3 separate regions of the Homo sapiens genome follow, and all the other regions are linked to region 2. The links are chromatin contacts, found by Hi-C or POLR2A ChIA-PET in ENCODE. All regions are on one chromosome and are shown on one strand. The core of a region is the stretch at or near the end of the contact, and the rest is flanking DNA. Distances in the headings are between cores, read along the strand shown.

The links. Hi-C counts contacts between places; a loop is a spot of excess contacts on that map. ChIA-PET counts read pairs that join two places held with the same protein, here RNA polymerase II (POLR2A). Pooled maps may share reads with other maps.
Region 1: a loop to region 2 is called in a pooled map, with 17 times the contacts of the local background. The contact joins two enhancer-like sites. A Hi-C loop is called at or near these places in 4 of 50 pooled maps. POLR2A ChIA-PET finds 5 or more read pairs at or near these places in 3 of 52 experiments (GM10248, T-cell and activated CD4-positive, alpha-beta T cell).
Region 3: a pooled map shows a loop between it and region 2 (4-fold over the local background). The contact joins two enhancer-like sites. A Hi-C loop is called at or near these places in 2 of 50 pooled maps. POLR2A ChIA-PET finds 5 or more read pairs at or near these places in 2 of 52 experiments (B cell and OCI-LY7).

Annotation. Positions count from the first base shown.
Region 1 is chr12:50,541,241-50,544,319 of GRCh38, reverse strand. The region is part of intron 1 of DIP2B (disco interacting protein 2 homolog B); the gene reads right to left. Among named protein-coding and RNA genes, the nearest start is that of DIP2B, 38 kb to the right of the region's middle. Within about 2 kb of position 1,784, at least 4 of the 41 ENCODE cell types and tissues checked have a DNase peak (open chromatin) inside an H3K27ac peak, as active enhancers do.
Region 2 is chr12:50,187,518-50,190,653 of GRCh38, reverse strand. The region is part of intron 9 of LIMA1 (LIM domain and actin binding 1); the gene reads left to right. Among named protein-coding and RNA genes, the nearest start is that of CERS5, 22 kb to the right of the region's middle. Within about 2 kb of position 1,758, at least 10 of the 41 ENCODE cell types and tissues checked have a DNase peak (open chromatin) inside an H3K27ac peak, as active enhancers do.
Region 3 is chr12:50,663,197-50,665,994 of GRCh38, reverse strand. All of the region lies in intron 4 of DIP2B (disco interacting protein 2 homolog B), which reads right to left. Among named protein-coding and RNA genes, the nearest start is that of ATF1, 100 kb to the left of the region's middle. Within about 2 kb of position 1,479, at least 2 of the 41 ENCODE cell types and tissues checked have a DNase peak (open chromatin) inside an H3K27ac peak, as active enhancers do.

The DNA of each region.
Region 1 (3,079 bases), core at 535-3,034, 350 kb before region 2:
CTGGAAGGGAATTTACTTAAATACCATTAGTGTTTACACTTGGGTGTTAGGATTAAGGAAATATTCATTTTCTTCTTTAATTTCCTTTTTTTTTTTTGAGATGGAGTCTCACTCTGTCACCAGGCTGGAGTGGCAGTGGCATGATCTCACTGCAATCTCTGCCTCCCAGGTTCAAGCGATTCCCCTGCCTCAGCCTCCTGAGCAACTGGGACTACAGGCGCGAACCACCACGCCTGGCTAATTTTTTGTATTTTAGTAGAGACGAGGTTTCACCATGTTGGCCAGGATGGTCTCGATGTCCTGACCTCGTGGTCTGCCAGCCTCCTCCTCCCAAAGCGCTGGAATTACAAGCGTGAGCCACCATGCCCAGCCTCCTTTTTTTTTTTTTTTTTTTTAAAGGCTGAGTCTCACTCTGTCGCCCAGACTGGAGTTCATTGGCACTACCTCAGCTCACTGCAACCTCTGCCTCCCAGGCTCAAGTGATTCTCCTGCCTCAGCCTCCTGAGTAGCTGGGACTACAGGCGTGTGCCACTATGCCCAGCTAATGTTTGTATTATTAGTAGAGACAGGGTTTCATCCACATTGGCCAGGCTGGTCTCGAACTCCTGGACTCAAGTGATCCTCCCACCTCAGCCTCCCAAAGTGCTGGGATTACAAGTGTGAGACACCATGACCGGCCCAACATGTGCTATTTTTATAATGAGGGAAAAGCTATTTTTGAAACATTAATAGGCTGAGAGCGGTGGCTCATGCTTGTAATCCCAGCACTTTGGGAGGCCGAGGCTGGCGGATCACCTGAGGTCAGGAGTTCGAGAACAGCCTGGCCAACATGACGAAACCCCTTCTCTACCAAAAATACAAAAATTAGCTGGCGTGATGGCGGGTGGCTGTAACCCCAGCTACTTGAGAGGCTGAGGCAGGAGAATTGCTTGAACCTGGGGAGCGGAAGTTGCGGTGAGCCAAGATTGCGCCACTGCACTCCAGCCTAGGTGACAGCGAGACTCTGTCTCAAAAATAAATAAAAAAGGGGGAAAAAAAAAAACTTTAACAGCTTGGCATAAGACATTGAAATTGTCTCTTAACCTTAATTAATTTACCCATGACTCTATCTTGGTGGAGGATGTATATGTAGCATTGACACCTCTGGGACAGGCACGGTGGCTCACGCCTATAATCCCATCACTTTGGGAAGCTGAGGTGAGTGAATCGCTTGAGCCCAGGAGTTTGAGACCAGCCTGGGCAACTTGGTGAAGCCCCATCTCTACAAAAAAAGACCAAAAAAAAATTAGCCAGGCATGGTGGCACACATCTGTAGTCCCAGCTACTTAGGAGGCTGAGGTGGGAGGATAGCTTGAGGTTGGGAAGCAGAGGGTGCAATGAGCCAAGACTGTGCCACTGCACTCCAGCCTGGGCAACACAATGAGACCTTGTCTAAGAAATAAAAAAGAAAAAGAAAAGAAACCTCTGAACAGAATAAACAACACAAGAAACAACTAGAAATTTGTTTTAGTTATTGTGTCATATTCTTTGGCCAAAATGAGAAACAGTTTAATCATAACGAGAAACAGTGTAATCATAAGTCTGATTAAAGCTTTGCAATTGTTCCAGCACCTGTTCAATTTTGCTGATGAACACACATATGACATACTAAAATCCAGACAGGATTTAACAAGTGAGATATATCAAACACAGGCCCTGTTGTTGTCAAGGTTTCTAGGTGTGGTTGCAGCTCAAGTATAATAAGATCATTTACATCTGAGTCAGTCACCCACTCTCCTGTCTGTGTCTCTCCCTCCACATCAGACATGGGCATGAACATAATACTCTATATAGCACAGGTCTGAGTAAAACTGAGATTTCAGGAGAGTGATGACTCAGGAATATCAAATCTTTTCCTTTTATGAGAGAAAATTAAGACAGGAAAAAACTATTACAGAAATATGCATCAACAAAGATGAAAAAAATTTTTGAATACATTTATAAATTCCAAGACAAATGCAGCCTTTTCCCATTCTCTTTATGAGATTTTGAGATTTTCTTTTTTCTTTTTTTTCTTTTTTTTTTTTTTTTTGAGACGGAGTCTCACTCTGTCACCCAGGCTGGAGTGCAGTGGCCCAAATCTCGACTCACTGCAAGCTCTGCCTCCCGGGTTCACGCCATTCTCCTGCCTCAGCCTCCCAAGTAGTATTTTTAGTAGAGATGGGGTTTCACTGTGTTAGCCAGGATGGTCTCCATCCCTGACCTCGTGATCCGCCCACCTCAGCCTCCCAAAGTGCTGGGATTACAGGCGTGAGCCACCGCGCCCGGTCTCTTTTTTTTTTTGAGACAGAGTCTCTGTCACCTAGGCTGGAGTGCAGTGGCGCAATTTCGGCTCACTGCAACCTCCACCTCCCGGGTTCAAGCAATTCTCGTGCCTCAGCCTCCCCAACAGCTGGGACTACAGGCATACGCCATCACGTCTGGCTAATTTTTGTATTTTTAGTGTAGACTGGGTTTTGCCATGTTTGCCAGACTGGTCTCCAATTCCCGGCCTCAAGTGATCCACCCACCTCGGCCTCCCAAAGTGCTGGGATTACAGGCATGAGCCACTGCATCCAGCCTCTTTATGATATTTTCTAGTTTGTCTTAATAGTGTGTGTGTTACTTTCTTTCATATACTATGGGTTAGCAGAAGAAATTAGATTCCAGACAGTTCCAAATCTAGAAAGGTGTCAGACATCTGGCAATCATATATATCCCCAAGTTCACAGAATTTTGGAGGAAATCTAGTCTAAAATTCAAGGGAATATGAAGAGCTACAGTAAGCCACAATACAGGATTAAACATTTTCTATCTCTGTTTCTCTTAGTCTATCTTTCTCTGTTCTCCCAACAGAAGTTGATGGTGACTATGGATTTAAAAAAAAAAAAAAAAAAAGAATGTTCTTTGTCCTTGGATTCCAAAAGTTTTTGATAGGTCTCCTTTATCCTATGTAATGCTGACAAAGGAAATTTGAGTGACTGATATTAGATAAAAAATAAATAAATAAAAGAAGCTTAAAAAGTTACAAACTTCACAGAAACACTACAATTCAAGACTG
Region 2 (3,136 bases), core at 509-3,008:
AATCCCAGCACTTTGGGAGGCTGAGACGGGCGGATCACCTGAGGTCGGGAGTTCAAGACCAGCCTGAACAACATGGAGAAACCCCATCTCTACTAAAAGTACAAAAAAAAAAAAAAAAATTAGCCGGGCATGGTGGCACATGCCTGTAATCCCAGCTACTTGGGAAGCCGAGGCAGGAGAATTGCTTGAACCTGGGAGGCAGAGGTTGTGGTGAACCGAGATTATGCCATTGCACTCCAGCCTGGGCAACAAGCATGAAACTCTTGTCTCAAAAAAAAAAAAAAAAATGACATTCAAGCAACACTTATACTAAGGGTATAACATTAGATATTAAGAATTGAGGCCAGGCACGGTGACTCACAGCTATAATCCCAGCACTTTGGGGGGCCGAGGCAGGCGGATCACGAGGTCAGGAGTTCGAGACCAGCCTGGCCAACATGGTGAAACCCTGTCTCTAAAAATACAAAAATTAGCTGGGCGCAGTAGTGCGTGCCTGTAGTCCCAGCTACTTGGGAGGCTGAGGCAGGAGAATCACTTGAACCCGGGAAGCAGAGGTTGCAGTGAGCCAAGATCACACCACTGCTCTCCAGCCTGTGTGACAGAGTGAGATTCCATCTCAAAAAAAAAAAAAAAAAAAAAAAATTGGCCAGGCATGGTGGCTCACACCTATAATCCCAGCACTTTGGGAGGCCAAGGCGGGCAGATCACGAGGTCAAGAGTTTGAGACCAGCCTGGCCAACATGGTGAAAGCCTGTCTCTACTAAGAATACAAAAATTAGCTGAGCATGATGGCAGGCACCTGTAATCCCAGCTACTTGGGAGGCTGAGGCAGGAGAATTGCTTGAACCCGGGAGGTGGAGGTTGCAGTGAGCCAAGATCGCGCCACTGTACTCCAGCCTGGGCAACAGAGCTAGGCTCCTCAATCTATAATCTGCTTTTATTACCCAAGTTTTAAAAGTCGTCTTTTCCTCTTCTATGGGCAAATATATATTCCCATAAAAATAAGCCAAAAAATGTTTATTAAAAATGCAAAACTTATTTTAGGTTTGTTAGCTGACTTGTTTTAATTGACTAGCTTGCTAATGAGGGGCTACTTCACTCGTTTGGATTACCCACACTTCTTTAGTGTCTTTCTCCTCTAGTGCTCTTTTAAGTAGCAGGGTTGTGTTTCAAAAGTTTTAGCATTTGAGAGAAACTCAATAAATAGAATGAGTTTTAAGGTGGTTTGTGCTGCTCCCAACTCATGCTCATATCTGCCGTGCTTATACCTCTGACTGTGAGCATGATTGGTCCACAGATAAAAGTTTTACTGCACACAAAGTATGAAGAGGAGGGGACATCAGGGAGGGTTTGGAACAAAAGGAGGAAAGGGGAGAATCCAGGATTTAAAGAGTGGATTTAAAAGGTGAGCAAGGTGAAAAAGATAAAACATGAAAATTTTAAAGGAGGCAGAGATTTATGAGAAGAGTAAGGTTTATTGAAAAGGAACAAAAGGTAAAGAAAGCAGAAAGAGAAAGCAAGTCCAGGAAGAATGGGCGGGGTCATGGTGATTGAATCTGTACATGTGCTCCGCATGGCTGTGTTCTGGCCTTGAAGGTTGGCTGATGCTGCCATCAGCACTTTCTTTGTCAGTATCTGGAGTCTCACAAAGTAGCAAACCCCACAGGGTTACTTTCCTCTCTGACAGCAATGCTGCCTAGATGTGAGTGCTCAGGTTGTGGTTGGGGATCAAGAACGGCTAGCAAATCTAACTTGGTGATGGATTCTGTGTAACCCAGGACCTGGGGAAATACAGGAACTAAAATCTGTTCTTGTGACTATTTGAATTCTCAATGCAGTCTTGCATCCCTCGTTCAACTGCTTGGCCAGACTTCCTTGTACTGGGTGGGGATCCCTCCCCACTCAAGTTCCACGGGGTGAGCGGATGAGTGGTGTGTGAAAGGGCACACCTCACTTAGGTCTCCTTTGGCACCAGGGAGAGGAAACAGAGGTAAAGCTGTCTCTGTCTCTGCCTCAGACCCATGCCTACTCCTTTGGCACTGGTCACTCAGCAGTAGAATAGTAGTATAGTAGTAGACGGCCCTATCTGCATAGTCACACACCTCGGGTTTTGAGCATTGTGTAATGACCAGAGTAAACTGGCCTGGCTGTTTGCCTCTGGTCCACAGCTCAGATGATCATGGTGTACAGAGCCTGGTGGAACCCAGTTACATCTCCACTGTTATTTAAGGGCAATTTATTTGCTCTTCCTCAGAGTTCCCCTTTACAGTCTGCAGGCAAATATACAGATACTTTAGTAAATGTTTATAGGAAGACCTGCTGGCAGAACTGGTCTCATGGCTGCAGACTATGAACAGAAGTTGTTTCTCCACTTTGGGAAATTACATACAGCTAAGAATAAACTTGTTCACTCAGAATAGATTTTTGGATCCCACACATCCTGGAAAAAACTGTTTCTTAGTGCCTGTCTGTTATTGAAAAGAGGACATCTAAGGTAGAGATTCAATTCATTTCAAATTTTAGCTTAATAAAGTAAAAAGAAATGATAGAGGTCTTTAAGGATTCTGTACACTTTGAACACTGGCCACAGAGCTTACTTGGTAAGACTTGGTACCAATGAAGTTACAGGTTCATTCTCAAAAAGGGTGTCGTTCTGAGAGCAGAGCTTAGTGGACCCTGTGAGAAGTATCAGGCCTTTCTACTTCAAGAGACTCAGAGATCTCTTAGGCTTTATGTCCTCCCATTTGAAAGAAATCATCCCCTAAACGTTCCCAGAGGAGAGGATAGGGAAGGAAGAGGCAAGGAGATGTGACTGGCCCTAGGGAACAACTGTCTGCCCTCACTGTGTACGGGACAACCAAGTCCCAGGCCTCCTCACAGCGTTTTGCTGATGAATGTTGAGAGAGAACATGGCACTCTACGTGAGAGGGCAGCACACACTGCACTGCCCCTCTCGGTACCCTGCCAGCTGTTCCTCCCCCTGAAGACACAGTGGGAGGTTTTATGCTGGCTTGCAAAGCTGTCAAAATTATGCTAGAAGAGTGTCTAGAATCTTTTCTCACTCACTCACTATTACTGCCTTTTCAGAGGACTGTCCTTTCTTCTCTGTGTAGAGCACTCTATTTAAGATATGAAT
Region 3 (2,798 bases), core at 230-2,729, 480 kb before region 2:
CTTTGTGGTTTAGGTTAAAATTAGAATATTTAGGAAAGACTCCCCAACCTGGTAAATCAGCAGGTATTCTAAGTTCAAATTAACTGACTGATACATATTTAGGACTATAACCATTCAGAAGACAACAGTTATTTAATTTGGTTGTAAAAATGCTCATTCCAGTACCATGCATACACGTGAGTATCTATTAGGGAAAGAGGAATTTTTTTTTTTTTTTTTCAGTTGAGGTTTCACTCTGTCACCCAGGCTGGAGTACAGTGCTGTGATTATGGTTCACTGCAGCCTTGACTGAAGTGATTCTCCCACCTCAGCCTCCTGAGTGGCTACAACCACAGGCACACACTACCATACCCAGCTAATTTTTAAAATTTTTATTTTATTTAGCACTATGAAGGAATTAAAAAAAATTATTTGTAGAGATGATAACTCTTGCTATGTTGCCCAGGCTGGTCTCAAACTCCTGGGCTGAAAGGATCCTCGGGCCTCAGCCTCCCAAAGTGCTGGGATTATAGGCATGAGTCGCGGCTATAAAGTAAATAGAATTTTCTAAATAAACATGACACTTCAGTGGAATAATGAACACAATCAAGATTTTGAGTTTGACACTTAATTGCTATTTGACCTGGGGCAAATTACTTAGCGACTATGAACTTGCTTATTTCCTTATCTCTAAATCTGCCCTTCCTACTTTACAGAGTATTTATGAGAAACAAATGACACAGGGCGGTCATTAGTATGTGAAAGTTCTTTGCATACCATAATGTACTATAATTCCATGAAGCATTATTAAAGTAGGTTAAAAGGATAATATCCCAATCTGTTGCTGGGTATCATTTTCATATATAGAAATATAGAGCAGGGTGTGGTGGCTCATGCCTATAATCCCAACACTTTGGAGAATCTCTTGAGCCCAGGAGTTTGAGGCCAGCTTGAGCAACACAGTGAGACCCCATCTCCAACTCTACAAAAAATAAAAATATTAGCCGGGTGTGGCAGCATGCACCTGCAGTTCCAGCTACTAGAGAGGCTGAGGTGGGAGGACTGCTTGACCCTGGGAGTTTGAGACTGCAGTGAATTGTGATTGAGCCACTATACTCCAGCCTGGGTGACAGAGACTGTGTCAAAAAAAAAAAAAAAAAAAAAAAAAAAAAAAAAAAACAAAAACCAAAAAAGGAGGGAAATTCTCCTTGTCTTCTGGCCCTATGAATTACTCTAGCTACTCTCAAGCAGAGTCCTGTGTGAGACAGACTTCTAAATTTAAGCTAGTTGAAATAGCTTACTGTGCTTTAGGGTCATTATGTGGTCTATTTGGTCATCTGTGCACTCTCAGAACGCAGCAAAGGGTAAGTCCACAAGGGTGCGGAAAAAGCTTAGAGGGAAAAAATATATGCTGTAGTTTTTGCGTTGTGCTTTTCCGTATGAATGAGTAATAGCATTACACAAAGAACCCCTACAAAGAAAGAGCTGAGGTAATTGCCTCATGACATTAGTAAATGATTTCAGCACATAAAGGGAACTGGATGGCAGTAATTCAAGCAGTCTAAAAGACTCTGAAAAAGGCCACAAGCACTAAAAGAACCATAGATTGCTACCAATTTAGAGAATTTAAATTTTCTAATTCACAAGATAGAAATTAGTGTACATAATTCAATAAGCAAATTTTAGGGTGACTGACATCTTATCAGGTGATTTGTGAACAAAAGACAAATTATTTCCCATGCCAACTATTTACCATATTTTCCAGACTATATGATACTATAAATAAAGCCAAAATATCTGACATATTTTACTCCTTAATCCTTTTTATTAAATCCCTCAAAAAGAGCAGCTCTAAATTTTCATCAGTTCAGTAATTCAAACAGTTACGTATTGAGTGCCTCCCAAAGAAGCTGACTGGCTGGTGCACTCTAGAAGTTATCCCAGAAACCAGGTGCATACAAGACAGCAAGTGCAGAGTGACAGCCTTGACCCAAGATGTGCTTTATGATGTATGCTGTAACATCTCAGGCAGTGTACAAAGAAAGATGCAACTAAATCCTGTAAAATATTAGGCTATTAGGCTAATTTTTCCCTGCAAGAGTGGTACAACTTTTTGTTTGCTTTTTTTTTTTTTTTTTTTTTTAAAGAGATGGGGCCTCACTCTGTCTCCCAGGTTGGAGTACGGTTGATTGATCTCGGCTCACTGCAGCCTTGACCTCTGGGGATCAAGCGATCCTCCCACCTCAGCCTCTCAAGTAGCTGGAACAACAGACATGCACTACCACAGTCAGCTAACTTTTTAATTTTTTGTAGAGATGGGGTCTCGCTATATTGCACAGGCTGGTCCCCTCCTAGGCTCAAGCAATCCTCCCACCTCAGCCTCCCAAAGTGTGAAGATTACAGGTATGAGCCAACACACCTGGCCACAACTGTTTTATTTATTTATTTATTTATTTATTTGAGACGGAGTCTGGCTCTGTTGCCCAGGCTGGAATGCAGTGGCGCGGTCTCGGCTCACTGCAAGCTCTGCCTTCCAGGTTCACGCCATTCTCCTGCCTCAGCCTCCCGAGTAGCTGGGACTACAGGCGCTGCCACCACGCCCGGCTAATTTTTTGTATTTTTAGTAGAGACGGGGTTCACTGTGTTAGCCAGGATGGTCTCGATCTCCTGACCTTGTGATCCACCCGCCTCGGCCTCCCAAAGTGTTGGGACTTCAGGCGCTGCCACCACGCCCGGCTAATTTTTTGTATTTTTAGTAGAGACGGGGTTCACTGTGTTAGCCAGGATGGTCTCGATCTCCTGACCTTGTGATCCACCCG